2 separate regions of the Mus musculus genome follow, and region 1 is linked to region 2. Evidence: chromatin loops called from intact Hi-C (ENCODE). Cell type or tissue: heart. All regions are shown on one strand. Links, peaks and the distances in the headings refer to the core of each region. The heading gives the core; the rest is flanking DNA.

Region 1 (7,855 bases), core at 1,303-6,302, 130 kb before region 2:
AGACAGGGTTTCTCTGTGTTCCCCTGGCTGTCCTGGAACTCACTCTGTAGACCAGGCTGGCCTCGAACTCAGAAATTCGCCTGTCTCTGCCTCCCAAGTGCTGGGATTAAAGGTGTGCGTGTCTAAAGTCACAAGATCCAATGAGAATGCCACAGGAGAAATGTAGTGGGGAAAGAGCTGGGAGCCTAGTGCTCCAGGGTTGAATGAAAGGTTGCATTTAAAGATTTGCAGTGGTGGCAGAGGTGAGATGGCTGGCGAGGGGAGAGAGAGTTTCAGTGTGGAGTGACTGGTCGTCAAATGCAATGGCTTGCTTAAATTAAGTAAGAGTTAAAAGTTGGTGGTCCGAACTCATAACGTGGAGACATTGATGGTGAAAACAAATGGAGAGATGGAGAAACAGACGGGGGGGGGGGGACGGACAGAGTTCACATAGTCAGATAGGCACATTTCCCTTTTATAAAATACAAAAACAAAATAAAAATAAAAACAAAACAGATGAGGACTGTTGAGTCATGAAAAGCTTTTCATTTTCAAGTTGGATGTGTTTGGATGATGGAGGTAGTGGTTTGCGATGGTAGTGGTTATGGTAGAGAAATGACGGTGGTTGTGCTAGAAGAAAGTGGATACGGTCCAGGGATTGATGTCCTAGAATCCATGAAACAGGTGCATAAGTTAGGGGTCTCCATAGTAGGAACGTAGCCTCAACAAATGAATGAGTGCGTGTGGCCGGGATACTGCCCGTGGGTGGATGCGGAGGTGGGGGCTCTGCAAGTCTTCATCTGACTGCTCTGACTGCTTCATCGAAATGAAGTGGAACCAAGTCTTACCTCTGAGAATGGAGAAGAGGATGAGCCAGGAGCAGGAGAAGAAAAGTATCGTCATGCCTAGAAGATTGGGAGGAGGAGGAAGCCAAGCAAGTACACTGTGATGGTGGCATAGTCCTGAGTCCTGCATGTTTTTCTCTAGCCACGGTTCCTTCTAGTGCAGGTGTGATATATTTAGGTGGCTTTTGCACTTGATGGACAACATATAATGAAAGGGAGTTGATGTTTGTAGGGGAAAGAGAAGATTGGCTTTGCATAGGTGTTAGGAATGACTACAGGAGAGTAATATGACATGGTCATTAGCATTTGTATATGTGCATACACACACACACACACACACATATTGCCTTTGACTAATTTTGACTTGGCAAGAAAGAGGAGCTATAGGAATAGTCACAAGGACAAAACGAAGAAGGGAGTGAAAAGGGAGAGACAAACAAAATGGCCTGACATATCCAAGTGTCAATTGGAACTGAGTTCATAAAATACATGTTGTATTTTTGCTTGTCTGTTTGGTTACTTGCTTTGGCTTGGGGTTGTTTTTAGACAAGGTCTCACTATGCAGCCCTGGCTGCCTCTAGAACTTGCTATTTAGACCAGCTTGGCCTCAAATACGGCAATCCTCCCACACTTTCTTCTCGAATGCTTGAATTATACATGTGCAACTGTGTCCATCTATAATGCATGTGTTTTAGAATTAATCTATTTAATTTTGCAAACCAACAGTATATCAAGAACATACACAATCGCCTGCGATTCTTTCCCTGCAATCCACTGCCACACAACTGGAATAAACCTGGGAAACTGGATACAAAGCGATGCTTTGTTTTCTGTCTCTGTCTCTGTGTGTGCTTCTCCATCGCTGTCTCTCTCTGTTTCTCTCTCAGTCTCTCTCTCTTTCTCTCTCTGAGTGTGTGTGTGTGTGTGTATGCCTGTGACTGTTTCTCTCTGTATCGCTGATTTGTTTCTGTCTCTCTGTGTGCATGTGTCTTTGATTTTCAGCTAGAGAGACAACTAAGCCTATCATTTGAATCTCAGACTAACTCAGCACAGGAATTCTGCACCTTTGGGAACTTTATGAGATATCCTTGCCTACAGACAGTCATGGGTGTGAATTTCCAAGAAGAAAATAGATATCAGAATTTTGGCTTTTCCTTTACATTGGGAATCTGAATCTACTTTACCAAGCACTAGTTTCCTCATCACAGGAACGCTGGGAACACCATCAGACTTACTCAGCAGGCCATTGTGGAGTGCCTGCCATGTACCAGGTACAAGTTTGAGTGCTATGGACATCTTGGTAAACACAACTAAGATGATTATTCATGATTATCAATGAACTTATTGAGAGTTACCTAGGAGATTGGTGAAGCCCACCTCTAGCTGTACTTAGGAGGGCCTTTCCAGAGAGGATTAGTCCGCACCATCCCATTGGCTGTGGGCTTGAGTAGAGGAACAAGAAGGAGCCCCCTTTGGTTCGGACACTCTTACTTCCTGGCCACCTGATGTGAGATGCTCTGTTCTGTCAGGCTGTCTATTGTGATGTACTGAACCCATTGAAATAGGGAAAGAAAATGAATATTTTTCCCTTCTAAGTTGTTTTTCTTGGGTATTTTGCGATAACAATGAAGAAAACACCATAAAACCTCCCATGTTTCTTTTCTGGAAGTTTCCACTGTGGGTGGCAGTTAGTAGCGCAGGAAGACAAGCTGAGAGACTAGTGCTGTGGCCACGAGAAGTACACACAGACCCTTGCCCTCTGAGAGACTACGGCCTCTCCCACATCATACCTCTCCTTCCCGTCTTTCCAGAGTGTCCGTATCCCACTCATACCCCAAATGGTTGACAGAACTACGACTGTGAAAATCGCTCCCCATCTTCATATCCTAGAGGTATAACAACCTCATTTTCACCAAAACTCCCTAAAAATTGAGCTGCCCCATCTCAGTGGGGAGCTGCGGGAGGAAGCCTAATACTTGTAGACTCTTAGGTGTCTAGGACCAGAGTCTTGAGGAAGGGATTGCTCTCCATGGCTTCCCAGTCTCGCTTTGGCACCTCTATTATCGCCCAGGCTCTGCTCCCCATCTGAGACAGGAATTCAGCCCCGTGAAAGCGTAAGCTCCCACAATGCCCATCCAGATTCTGCTACATAGCCTCCCAAGCTCCCCTATCCTCCTGCTTATCCAGGAAGCTTCCCTTGAGAGTCAGGCCCGAGTCTCCCCTCACGTGTTCAACTCTCCCAAGAGAGCTTCCAGCGCGTGCGTGCACCGTCCTCACCATGTGACCATCCTCCTCTGTCACCCTCTTCCCTGGACTGGCCTGTCATTTTCTCATTATCATCGCCATCCCAGACCCAAACTTGTCCTCGGCTTTCCTGTTTCCAATTAAACTTTGTCCTATCAGGAATCCTAGGCCACATTGTTCTGCGGTTACCAGAGAGGAAAATGACAGCATGTGAAGGAAATTCTCACTGCTCGACCTCACAGACTTGGCCAGAGATAGCCTGGTGGGGGCGGGGGACCAAAGCTGGGGGAGACCCCAGGGCAGATGTGGTGGGCCAGCGAGGTTTGCAGCGGCTGTGGTGCAGGGTGTATTTTCCCTCCTCGTCTTTCTTTTCACAGCTGCTGTTCCTTGGAGACCCCAACATTCTCGTTCCCAGGGCTAATTTTAATTTCTTGGGACTGGCTTGTTCTGAGTGACCCTTACCCCTGCCTTTCCCCTTGGCTCCATGTGTTTATTCCTGCCCTCTGGCTCACACAGCCCTCATGCACTCACAACGCACACTCACACCCTAGCTCATGTGACTTCTTAAGCACAGAATAAAATAACTAATTCAGGACAAGTTACCAGGAAGCAGGAAACTAAATAGCAGGGGGAGCGGGGTCCCTGAAGGAAGGACAAAAGAGGGTCGGGGTGGAGACCAACTTCCTGCTTACCGAGTAAGGGCATGGTGTTTACAGCATTAGATGTGAGCTCAAGATCTTCCTGAGATTTTCAAGAAAGGGGAAAGACTATGAGGAAGGAGAGGTGAAAAAGTAAGGCTAAGGCACACAGGAAAATGTCTCCCATTGCTTTCTGACCCCACCATTTGCACAGCACCTGAGCATCTCTATTCAGATCCTCATGGATCTCTGAGTTTTACAGATGAAGACAGCAATTCCATAGTAGCAACACCAGGATGTAGAGCTGTATGGTGACTGTCCCTCTTGGGAGTATTTCAGTGGATATCAATTTAGACCCTAAGCCCGGATGCAAGCTCATCCTCTTGACTTAGAGCCAGATTTATTTTAGGCCACTAGGCTACCTTTTGCCATTTTCCTATCCAGTTCTTAAGAAACCTGTAGCATTTGGCTATTGGGAGCTGCCCTCTGACCCCACCCAAGCTGGTTTCCTCAGAGATTTCTTTGCTTCTTTGCAAAGGAAGAAATAAGAGGGATGTCCAAGAGCTATTAACTGTACGTGTCCAGTTCTCGTCAGAGGACCTGTTACAGAGAAGCAGAATTCCTGTTCCATGCTGGATCCCCCTCTCTGCTAGTTCTTCAGGAAAGCTGATTAGCAACTGCAGCTTCTCCCTCCAGTTTTAGAGGCACCCAGACCCCTGTATGGACATCAGTACTGTTCCTCTGTCTCCATGCTTTGTCCTACTTCCAAAGATGCTTATTCATCGCCTGCTATTTCTCTCTATTCATTGATCATCTATGTCAACTTTCTTGTCCTCATTTTTAGATCTGAACTTTCTTTACCCAAGGTAGTAAAGACCCTAAAACTTCCCATTGGCTTCCTGTGGATCTATTACAGTTCAGATCACTGCCAATAATCTCTGGAGTACTCTGAGTCCCCAATGCTACATACATACGAGTCATGTAGACAGACTATCTGGATTTGAAGCCTGGCTCTGCCTCAGTTTCCAAGTCAGTAAATGGGAATGCCCTCGTTTGCTTTTTGTTACTGTGAAAGTCATCATAACATAAACAACTTAAAGGAAGAAAAGAAACAACTTATTTGTCTGTGCGTGGAAGGAAGTCAGAGCAGGGACTCATGGTCTGGAGCAGAAACCAAGGAAGAAATGATGTTTGCTGGTTCTTACTTCCTGGTTCACATTCAGCCTTTTTCATACAGATCAGGCTTACCTGCCTAGGAAGGGATGACACCACCCGTGGTGGGCAGGGTCCTCCCACATCAATTAGCAATCAAGAAAATGCCCCACAGACATGCCAAAAAGCCAATCTGCTGGAGGCAATATTCCAGTTAAGATGTTCTCTTGTGAAGGTTAAATGAATTCCCATGGTGTCTTAGTCAGGGTTTCTATTCCTGCACAAACATTATGACCAAGAAGCAAGTTGGGGAGGAAAGGGTTTATTGGGCTTACACTTCCATGTTGCTGTTCATCACCAAGGAAGTCAGGACTGGAACTCAAGCAGGTCAGGAAGCAGGAGCTGATGCAGAGGCCATGGAGTTTCTTACTGGCTTGCTTCCCCTGGCTTGCTCAGCCTGCTCTCTTATAGAACCAAGACTACCAGCCCAGAGATGGTCCCACCCACAAGGGGCCTATCCCCCTTGATCACTAATTGAGAAAATGCCTTACAGTTGGATCTCATGGAGGCATTTCCTCAACTGAAGCTCCTTTCTCTGTGATAACTCCAGATGTGTCAAGTTGACACAAAACTAGCTAGTACACATGGTATATACAAATACAAAAAATAATAATTACTTTATGGATTTACTAAACATGTTTTTGCCTTTTACAATAAGATTGTGTTTGTATAGCTTACACATTCAAAGTTCTGAGAAGAGTGCTGATGCTTTCTACTGCCACTGTAGCCACAACAGCATAAGAGTAACTATGAGGTTAGTGCCATTGCTCCTACGTGTCCAGAAGTAGAATATCTCAGTTTGACTAGGCCTTCTGGTTTACCAACTACTACTCTTTTTCTCAACAGGCTCTGGAGGTGAGTAGCATTTTCTTCGCCTTTCATACAAGCATAATGAGGCTCAGAGACACAAGAGTTGACATAGCCTAGATCATCTAACCAAGAGGTGGAAGACCAAAACATGCTCCTCAGTCCTTGTGACTATGGTGCCAAGCTGCACCCAGCCTTGTCCTGTTCATTTTTCCTTTGCTCCTCTCTTCATGGGTACAGCCATTAGGCTTTCCTTACCAGGAGTCTTCATGTCCTTAGAAGAGCGACCCATTCAAGATCTATAAAGCTTAACGCATCCAATTGGACATAGCATCCAGCCAGGTCTGCTAAAGTAATTTTCAATCTGACATTGCATTCATTCCAACCTTTTGTCTTCTTGGCCCATTTCTAAGCTCGATGCATTATAACAAAGAGATTTATTTCTGAATGGTTGCTGTTCACACAGAAATAAAGGAGCCAATACCGTTGTGTTGAGAATTGGCGTATTGTACAGCCTAAAGAAACATAACATGGGCAAAGCAAAAAAGGTTCCAATTCCTAGGCCTCTTGGGTAATCATGGTAGCACTCACTTGAGACACACCCCCTTTCCCAGTTCAGACTCCCTGTCTATTCTTTCTTTTGGGATATGATACCCTCTGGTATCTGAGATTGCAAATCTGATGTCCAGACCCCTCCCCTCACAATCCATACTGTCTCTGTGGAGAAAACACACTCTGGCCAGACTCCCGAAGGATCCCCATTCCAGGCTGCTGAGTCCTTCATGAGCCCCACAGGATGGTTTGAGAGTTCCTCTGCCCTGACAGTCTCCTGATGTGGTTATTTTTAAGGAAAGTTCCACAGAGCAAAACCTCACAGGGACACTGGTGTTTGAGGGCTGGGCTCTTCCTGCCTTCCTCTGGAGACTGGTTTTGAGGTTGAATCACTGAATCATTCAGCAAAAGTAAATAAATAAGCGGAGGAAGGGAATCTTCCTCAAAAGGAATTGTGTTACCTCCTCCTCTGACACAAAGCATCTGTCATCACCGAGGAGTTGTCGACAGTCTCTCTGGGACTGTCCTTTATTCCAGAGGCACACACACTCCTTTCCTTAGAGAGGGGATGAGGAACAAGCTGTCCATGTTCCACAGTTTCTGAGGAGACTGACCTCAATGTCCTCTTCCTCCTCCTCCTCCTTCCTCTCAAGTAAAATGACCTGCCCATGTGCCTGAGGTCTTGTGAATTTGCTTGGTTTCCTCTGGGGCTCACCCACTCCTTCTTGTAACTCCAGCATGTAGTTTCCGTGGGGCTACCTCTTGTTTCTCTCCCCTGTGCCAGTTTTCCCTTGACTCTTCCCCTTCATGCAAAGAACAGGACAGAGAGCTCATCTGATCCCCAAGTCCAAGCCCCCAGCTTTGAAGATTTGGCAAATGAAGTTGGGGCAGCTGCAGAGACCAGAACTGGGACTCATGGAAGCTTAGAGGAAGAGTGAAGGCTACAGTCATAGCCACATTGCTCCATGGAGTATTTCACCGGCTGTTGAATTGAATAGACCCCAACACTCCACCTCCTGATTTTTAGATGCTGCCCTTGCATGGGTGAGCTCCTGGACCCCATATACCTTGAGGGCATCCCTGCTAGGTCAAAAGGGCTGAGAGATAAAACAGGACATTCAGAGGAGCATTTGGTGGGCCTTCAATATCCATTATGCCAGGTATCTCTGACCCTTGTCTCAACTACTTGGCCAGTTTTGAGGTCTCCTGGGTCATCACATCAATGTCTTCCCCTGAATGGAGCCCACTCAAGATCTTCTGTAGCACAACATTCATCCATCACCTCAGTTCCAAACTTAGGATTATTAAGATCTAGGACATTAGAGCCATTCTGACACATTTCCTATCCTCTCTCCCCATTTGTTTTAACACCTCTCCTCTCACTGGGTGATGAGGCTCATTTCTAAAACCTGATGAACCTCAGTAAGAAGTGATGAACCTCAGAAGCTGGTGTGGACATGCCAGGAGTACCATAGGGTGGCCTGAATGGACTTTCTAGCAATCTGTCCTTCCATGGTAGGACATGCCATCATGAAGGCTCGACTTCATAGTCACTCGAAGATCTAGGGAAAGTTAAGT
Region 2 (7,855 bases), core at 1,604-6,603:
GAGAGGGAGAGGGAGAGAGAGGAAGAGAAGAAAAGAGAAGAGGAGAGGAGAGGAGAGGAGAGGAGAGGAGAGGAGAGGAGAGGAGAGGAGAGGAGAGGAGAGGAGAGGAGAGGAGAGGAGAGGAGAGGAGGGGAGGGGAGGGGAGGGGAGGGGGAGAGGGAGTGGGAGAGACTGAGACTGGCTGTGCCTGGCTTGAGCTTCTGAAACCTCAATGAACCAATTCCTTCTACAAGACCACACCAATCCAACAAGGCCACACTTACTAATAATGCTATCCTCATGGGTCTATGGGGGCCATTTTCATTCAAACCACCACAGAGGCTAATAAACCTACCCAAGGAGGCTCCTGTGGGAAGATAGGGCACTTGGGTGGTGTAGGTAGACCCTGTGTAAAGGAAAAACAATCTTGAAGAAAAGTAAAAGGAAAGAACAGAAAGGTGAGTGAAGGAGCGGGGAGGAGAGAAGAAAGGAGTCAGGAAGGAAGGAGGGGAGGGGGAAAAGGAGAGTAAAAGAACAGTGGGTAGCCCAGGAATTTTGGGATCCCGAGGAATTTTCTCTTCAGGAGCCTGAGGGTGGGCTCCTATACTCTACCTTTCAGGCATCTTTGGTCCCTGCTCCAGACCAACTCTTCTCCTGAGAATGTCCTCTGCATGCAAGTGTCACCTGGAGAGTCCCCCAGTGAGTAAGGATATAAGCTGGCAGCCTGAGCCTGCAACAACCCTAAGCTCATGCAGGCAAGAACAAGGAAAGCTTGTTGGTGGGGCCAGCCTGTGGGGTTGTTCATTTCTGACTATTGCACTTCTCAGGGAAACAGGAAATGTAAGAAAAAAAGGAATGCTTGCTTGTTGGTACGGCATGTTCAGTTTAATTATTCTAAATTTGTTACCAGTATTTTTCCAAGACACACTAGAAGCCGCAATGGGGGGGGGGGCAAAATAGAGGTGGAATATCAGAGCAGAGAGCCCATAGGCCACCCAGCAAATACCACCTAGCTACACCTTCCCAAGTACCAGCCCTTGACCTGGGATAGGATAAGAATTAAGGAAGGCAGGGCAGGTGCCATTTCTATCTTAGGCACCCAGGTGCATGGTGGGACACATGAGTGAGGTTGGAATACACGTGGAGAATATTCTTTGTAATAGCTTTAAGGTTGAAATGAAGGTATCTGCAGAGCTTCTTAGCCAGAACTCCTCAGTCCTCTATACAGTCCTATTATAGGACAACCCTCTGATCTCAAACACAATCAGCAACAGACATAAACCCATTGCTTCTTAGGGAGCTTGATGTTAATGAGTTTCCTACTGGAGAGTGGGGAAACTGAGTCACAGATCTGGTTGTGACTCAACCAATAGACTATAGCTCTAAAAGTAGAAACCAGACGCCTCCTGGCTCCAGAGTTCCTGTTTCCACCATCTTACCCCACACTGCTCAGGTTCTATGCACACTAGATTAACCCTCATAGTCTGCAGGCTTTCATCCACCCACCGAAGAAAGTGCTTGGTAGCAGACAGCATGAGGATCCAGGGGTGTCACTACCACAAGGTGGCTAGGGTGAGGGGCTCTGGTAGATCCAGGCTGCTTCATTTTCTCCCTGGGTAATCTTTTGGTTCGTTTGTTTTGTTTTTTGTTTTTTTAAGACAGGGTTTCTCTGTATAACCCTGGCTGTCCTGGAACTCAATCTGTCGACCAGGCTGGTCTCGAACTCAGAAATCCACCTGCCTCTGCCTCCCGAGTGCTGGAATTAAAGGCGTGCGCCACCACGCCCAGCTCCTAGGTAATCTTTAGAGCAATCTTCCACCTCTCTTTACCCCATTTCTTTGTATTTAAAATGAGAATTTAAAAATAGAAGCTATAACTGGAGAAATGGCTTAGTGACTAAGAACACTTGCTGTTCTTCCAGATGACTAGAGTCGTTTGGGTCTCAGCATCCATATTCAGCAGGATCATAACCACCTGTAATTCTAGATTCAGAGGATCCTCCATCCATTATGTACCAGGCCTTGTGTGTTACCATTATGGTGGCAAGCAAAACAGAGGTCTTCATCCTCAGAACACCGATAGAGAAGTAGAGAAATGGGCTATAAAGAAATATATACACACACACAAATACAAAGAGTGAGAGGTTCTCCTAGTTTGCTTTTGGTTGCTGTGATAAAACACTGACCAAAGCCCACTTGGAAGGGGACAGTAAGGATTTATTTGACTTACTGGTTACACTCCATCACTGAGGAAAGCTGAGGCAGGAACTTAGAGGCAGGGACTGAAGCAAAGGCCATGGAGGAACGTTGTTTATTACCTAGCTCTTTGTAACCTACTTATCTTGCTTTCTTACACAGCCTAAAACTGTTCACCCTGGAGTGGTATTTGCCTTGGAAGTCAGAGGCAGGAGCATCTCTGTGAATTAGAGACCAGTATTGTCTACATTCTGAGTTCCAGGATAGCCAAAGCTACCTAGAGAGATCCTTCGGACAGAAAAAGAAAATGCCCTCCACAGAAATAGAGAACTGGTTCAGTGGTCAAGAGCACTTCCAGAGGCTCGAGCTCCCATCTCCTGTAGATCCCAACCCTCTGTAATTTCAGATCCGGGAATTTGGACACCTCTGGCCTCCAAATGCCGACACGCATACCTAGCTGTAATTTCAAATAATGAGAATAAATTCTCTTTTAAAAAGTTAAAATACCCCCCACCCGGCGGGCACACTTACAGGCCAATCTGATGCATGCAGTTCCTCGGTTGTGGCCCCCTTTTCCCAGATGACTCTAGTTTGTATCAAATTGACAAAAATTAACCGGCACAATGAATAATCATACATTCATTTGGGGAAGTGGGGAGCCAAAGCAGTGGGGAAGGCCCCTGATTTGAGCTCTTACACCAACCCACTCTTGCAGAGCTCACCATACCCCACTAAAACTTACTAAAATGCCCTCCAATGACCTAAGCAACTCGAACTAGACCCTACCTCTTAAATGTCCTGTATCCTCAGCACAAAGCCAGAGTCTTGGCTTCCTCCATGAACCCTTGGAGACACACTCAGACTATAGCAATGGTTCAGTCAGAATCTAATTCTCCACATGCTTAAATCTGTATTACCAAGCTATAGGTGGCACGCCTTGGGTAGGAAGCTGCCCCAAGTGCCCGCTGTGTAATTTCAGTTCCAGCTTCAGCTTTAGGATGGGGTTGGTTGAACCTTGGCTCAGACTGCCGGACTCTGATCTTCCCAAGGGAACACCCTGCAAGAACACAGGGCCGCCCCACTTATTTTAGCTTCTTTGGGTGCTTTTGAATAAGGCCTTATCAGGGTGGGGAATCTGTTTTCAAAGATGGATCTGCCCCCTCCAACAGGATGTCAGGCCTCTTGCCATGGGGCAGTGCTGAACTCTGGAGTGTCTGGGGCCATGGGACCGGGAAAAGGGTCCCTGAGAAACCATCCCCAAGGAAACTAAATAAAGCTATTGTTGCAAAGGGAAGAGAAAAAATAGCCCAGCCAACAAGATGTTTTCTGTCCTCTGTGACCTGTCTGTGTTTGGGGAGGGGCTGGGCTGTGGCAAAGGGGTGGAAATAGGAACGGCCCTTGGGGTCCATAGACACAGCATGGAAGAGGGGAACAGGGCAGAAGCGATGGGTAGCCACGGGGCCGTGCTGCTGCTCTAACCTGTCTGAGCTCAAGTGAATGGCTTGTTCTGTGTTCTTATCTATAAAGCCCAGGAAGGAAATGACGCTAAGGTACATTGCACAAGAGGTCCCTGGTCCTTCCTATTCCTGGCTCTGACATGACTCTTGGAAAACCATCAGTCTTAGTCTGGGAGGGAAGGGTGATGTCATGGGTGGACTCTTCACACGCAGATTCATGGCACCCACTTTGATTTCTGGAGATAAAACAACTGACCATAGAAACCTATCCAGTATCTCCAAAGTCTGCCTATATTTCACCGGAAAGCTCCAAGCCTAGCCTCTTAGAGATAAAATACTCAAAGGACATTTACACAGGAGTGTTGTATGGAAATTTGTTTGCAGTAACAGGGAAGGTGGGGGAGAAGGAGATGGAGAGAAATAACTACACACATATTTGTTCATTAGCAGGAAAGTAGCTAGAGTATTGCAGAATTGCGTGGAACATGGGTGCAGTTTTTTGCAGTGACTGGGTTAGGACTGTGTCATGGAAGGACTGGGCATAGTCTAGTATGTAGAGCTAAGCATAGGCTAAGGTGTAGCTTGATGGCCCATCAGCCCCTGGGTTCCCTCCACAGCATTGCAAAAGCAGGCGATAAGAGCTGTTTAGGAAAAAGTAAATGTCAGCATCAACTATCCACATGCAACAAGTGTGTAAACAGGCACATGTGCTGTGCAAAGGGCAGAAGCACACCAGGCAGGCGAGAGGGGTCACCTGGGCTGGAGAAGGTATGGAAGGGTCAACAGATGTCAGAAACGTGTATGGCAAAGGCAGCTTAGGACCAGTATGGGCAGGGCAGAGGCAAGAGAACACCCATCTATCTCCCCTCCAGTTCTACCTTTAAATGAGATGGAAGCAAAGCCTCCAATCTTTCAACTGCTGAGTTTGTCTGCAGTTTGCAGTGATGGCTTCATGTGATGATTGTGCCAGGCAACAAAAGATCCCTAATGAAAATGCACTCCGTGGGTACCTCACACTACTCAAACCGATAAAATGATAAAATGCAGATCCCCCAAGGCTGGAGAAGTCATAGGCCCTAGGCAAGTGGATAATACAATCCTTTTGCTATATGAACATGATGTCAAAGTTCCTTCTAAATATTTACATTTATACCCATAGAGCTCCCAGCCTTGGTCAGAAAAGCATCTGCCTACATTGGGTGACAGCCAACACAGGGACTCACAGTTGATCGAATGCTCAGAAAAAGAGTGGAGTGCTCAGTCCTAAATGTGGCAAGGATGTCACCCACTCTAGGGCTCAGGGAACATTGCAGAAAGGGTGGTGGGAAGAATGTGAGAGCTGGGGAGGGGAGGCGTGATAAAGCTGTAACTGTCGCACCCCCATGACCTCACAAGGCTGGGCCAATCAGCATGCCAACATGAATGGGGGAGAGGCCCCACCCCTCCCTGAGGAGCTGCAGGCAGTTAAAGGTTGGGGGTGGGAGAGTCATATTCCTCACTGGTGAGCCTTGTTCACATAAATGGCTTCCCCTCCTATGCTCTCACAGGCGACTCTCGTTTAAAGCAGTGTGTCACAAACAAATAAATAGACATGAAAGCAGGGAAAGGACTTGAGTGGAAGAAGGTGTTTGATGGGAGGGGAAGAGGATGAAAAAGTAGGAGCTTCAGAGTCAAAGTACGCATGTGCGCATGCGTGTGTGCGTGTGTGTGTGTGTGTGTGTGTGTGTGTGTGTGAAAGTGTAAAAGAATATGTTCTTAAAGCACCAAAACTAAAGCTTAAAGATGTACAGTGATTGTTAGGAATTATATAATAGTAACATTAGGAACAAATGCCGGGGAAGAATAAACACTGAATCCACACACTGGCTCCCTCTGAGGAGGGAGGAAACGGGTTCAAGGAAAGAATTACATCATGGCTTTCAAGTGCTTGGGCAGGGTTTTGTTTCATCAACTCAATGCCCTTTGCTGCTCTTGAAGTCGCTTTCAGATGTGAAGCCCACAATAACCACCAGGAACACTCTTGTCACTTAATATTAGGTGGAAAGAGTGGGGAACAAAATTGGATATGCACTGTGCTCTCAACTCCATAAAAACCAAACAAATAACATAACAACTATAAGGCCTTTTCTCTCTCTCATTCTAGCAGATGATAAGTCTGGGATGACTGTTATTGCCCTTTTTTATACTTAACAGTTTATTAAAGTTTCCAAACATTTACAGTGAGTGCATATTGCTTTTGGTATCAAAATCAAATACTACTTTTTATTTAAAAGATAAATTACTTCACCTTAGGGTTCAGGAGTATGGCAATATTTAGCCTGAATTAAGGGGGAAATGTTCAAACTGAGCTTAAAGTTTACAGAATCCAACTTAAGTTCTCAGCTGGTGAATTTTCTTATATGTAACATGTAATAATAATAATAATATAGTAATAAATACATATCTTCCAAGATTTCCTCAAGGGACCATTGTAGGAATGTAATGAAATGATATATACCTTGCTTTTTTTTTCTTTCTTTCTTTCTTTTTTTGACAAAATACTTGACATAATGCTACATGATGGGGAGAGGGTTTATTTTGGCTTACAGTTTCAAATGGGTCAGTCCATCCTGGGGAAGGGATGCTGCAACAGCTCACATCATGGTGGAGAGGAGACAGAAGGCCACTCTGATAGGAAAGGGCCAAGGAAGGACACAGTCCCCAAGGACACTTCCTCCACCTGCGACATTTTACCACCTCCTAGCTATGCCATCCTGCTTTGAATCCACCAAGGGCTTGGTCTATTCATTAGGTCAAAGTCTCAAGATCTAGTCAGCTCTGGGAATATACTGGCAAATACACTCAGAAGTGTGCTCCATTAATCTCCTAGGTGTTTATAGCCATTGGGAAAGATTGTGTAATAGACACTCAGAGGGAAGAACTGAATTCCTCAGGGCCCCTCATGCATAAGGACAAGTGCATTGTTGGGAACAACCCAGGACAGGGTAATAGATCACTATCTGTAAAGTCTAAAGAAAGGGATGTGATGACTCCTATTCAGAGACAATCTGACCCAAAGGGAAGACACTGACATCATTACTATGTATCAGGGCGAGATAAACTTTGACCTCCAGCAAACCAGAATAGACTCCTACAAATCAAGTGAACACCCTTTGAACAACATAAGAGTAACAAATCGAAGCTCAGGCGTCAACCCTGCTTTCCTCTCAAATTTTCCCTCTCAGCATTCTTTATTTATGTCAAAGGGAGAGACGCATACATACACCTCGAGAAAATGTTGCTGACAGTATAGACTGAAACATAGGTTCTCTATACAGCCTTGTGTTGTGATAAGAAATGTTTGAAAGACCAGGCAGGTAAGGACTAGAAAACAGCGGGATGCTTCAAAGAAGCCAGGAGGCTGTTTTACACAGTGCCTGCGGGGTATAACTGATCGATGCTAGTAGCAAAGTGGACAGGAATTCCTGCAGTGGGGAATGAGACTCTCCAGGTACCTAGAGTATTATTGCAGGCAGAAGGGTGCTAGCAAAAACGAAGCTGCTGATCTCTGAACTTACCATTTTAGAGTTCCTGACATAGGACTGAGGAGATGTCTCAGTGGTTAGGAGCACTGGCCAGTCTTCTAGAGAACATGGATTCAACTCCCAGCATATACATGGCAGCTCAGAACCATCTGTAACTACGGTTCCATAGGATCCAGAACCCTCTTCTGGCCTCTCTGTACTCCGGGCACATATGTGGTGCACATACATACATGTAGACAAAGTACCCATGCACATAAAATAGTAAAATAGTTTTTTAGAAAGAATTCCTGCCATTTTCATGACCATCCTATTGTGTGAATTGGTATTATCACCCCCATTTTGCAGATGAGAAAAAGAGGCATGGATCCATGTAATGCTTTGCCCACAGCTGCACAATGACAAAGCCAAAATGTGAAATCAGTTGACTGGGACGTCTCCATCTCTGTAGTCTATCCGGTGCCCCCAGACAAGCTGGTCCTGGGAGTTCAGATGTGCAAAGGCGTATTGGAGCGATAGCAGAGTGGCCTCCTACAGAGGGGGATCCCTGACAGCATTCTATGTGTGAATCTTTTGACAGAGCAGATAGCCCAGAGCCTCTCTGTGGCAATGCTCTGAGATTGCTAATAAGTGGTTTCCTCTTGTATCTTTCAGCTCACAGCCCCGAACTTCCCCGTGGTGATCAAGCTGGGACATGCCCATG

Evidence for each region. A loop is a pair of places that touch in the nucleus more often than their neighbours do. Peaks named below come from ENCODE experiments on the same cell type or tissue, not always from the same donor. Only the 100,000 strongest peaks of a DNase experiment are listed, where the experiment ranks them.
Region 1: it touches region 2 in a loop (13-fold over the local background); 2 of 42 quality-filtered maps call a loop at or near these places.

The regions. Positions count from the first base shown.
Region 1 is chr10:86,269,346-86,277,200 of GRCm38, reverse strand. The region is part of intron 6 of Syn3 (synapsin III); the gene reads left to right. Among named protein-coding and RNA genes, the nearest start is that of Timp3, 27 kb to the left of the region's middle. In heart, for the core only: no CTCF peak of the experiment used is centred there; DNase peaks (open chromatin) are centred at 3,230, 3,580 and 4,160; H3K27ac peaks cover 596 bases.
Region 2 is chr10:86,135,000-86,142,854 of GRCm38, reverse strand. Syn3 (synapsin III) reads left to right here. Exons shown (of 14, transcript NM_013722.3): 7 at 7,807-7,855. Among named protein-coding and RNA genes, the nearest start is that of Gm35636, 23 kb to the left of the region's middle. In heart, for the core only: no CTCF peak of the experiment used is centred there; a DNase peak (open chromatin) is centred at 3,534.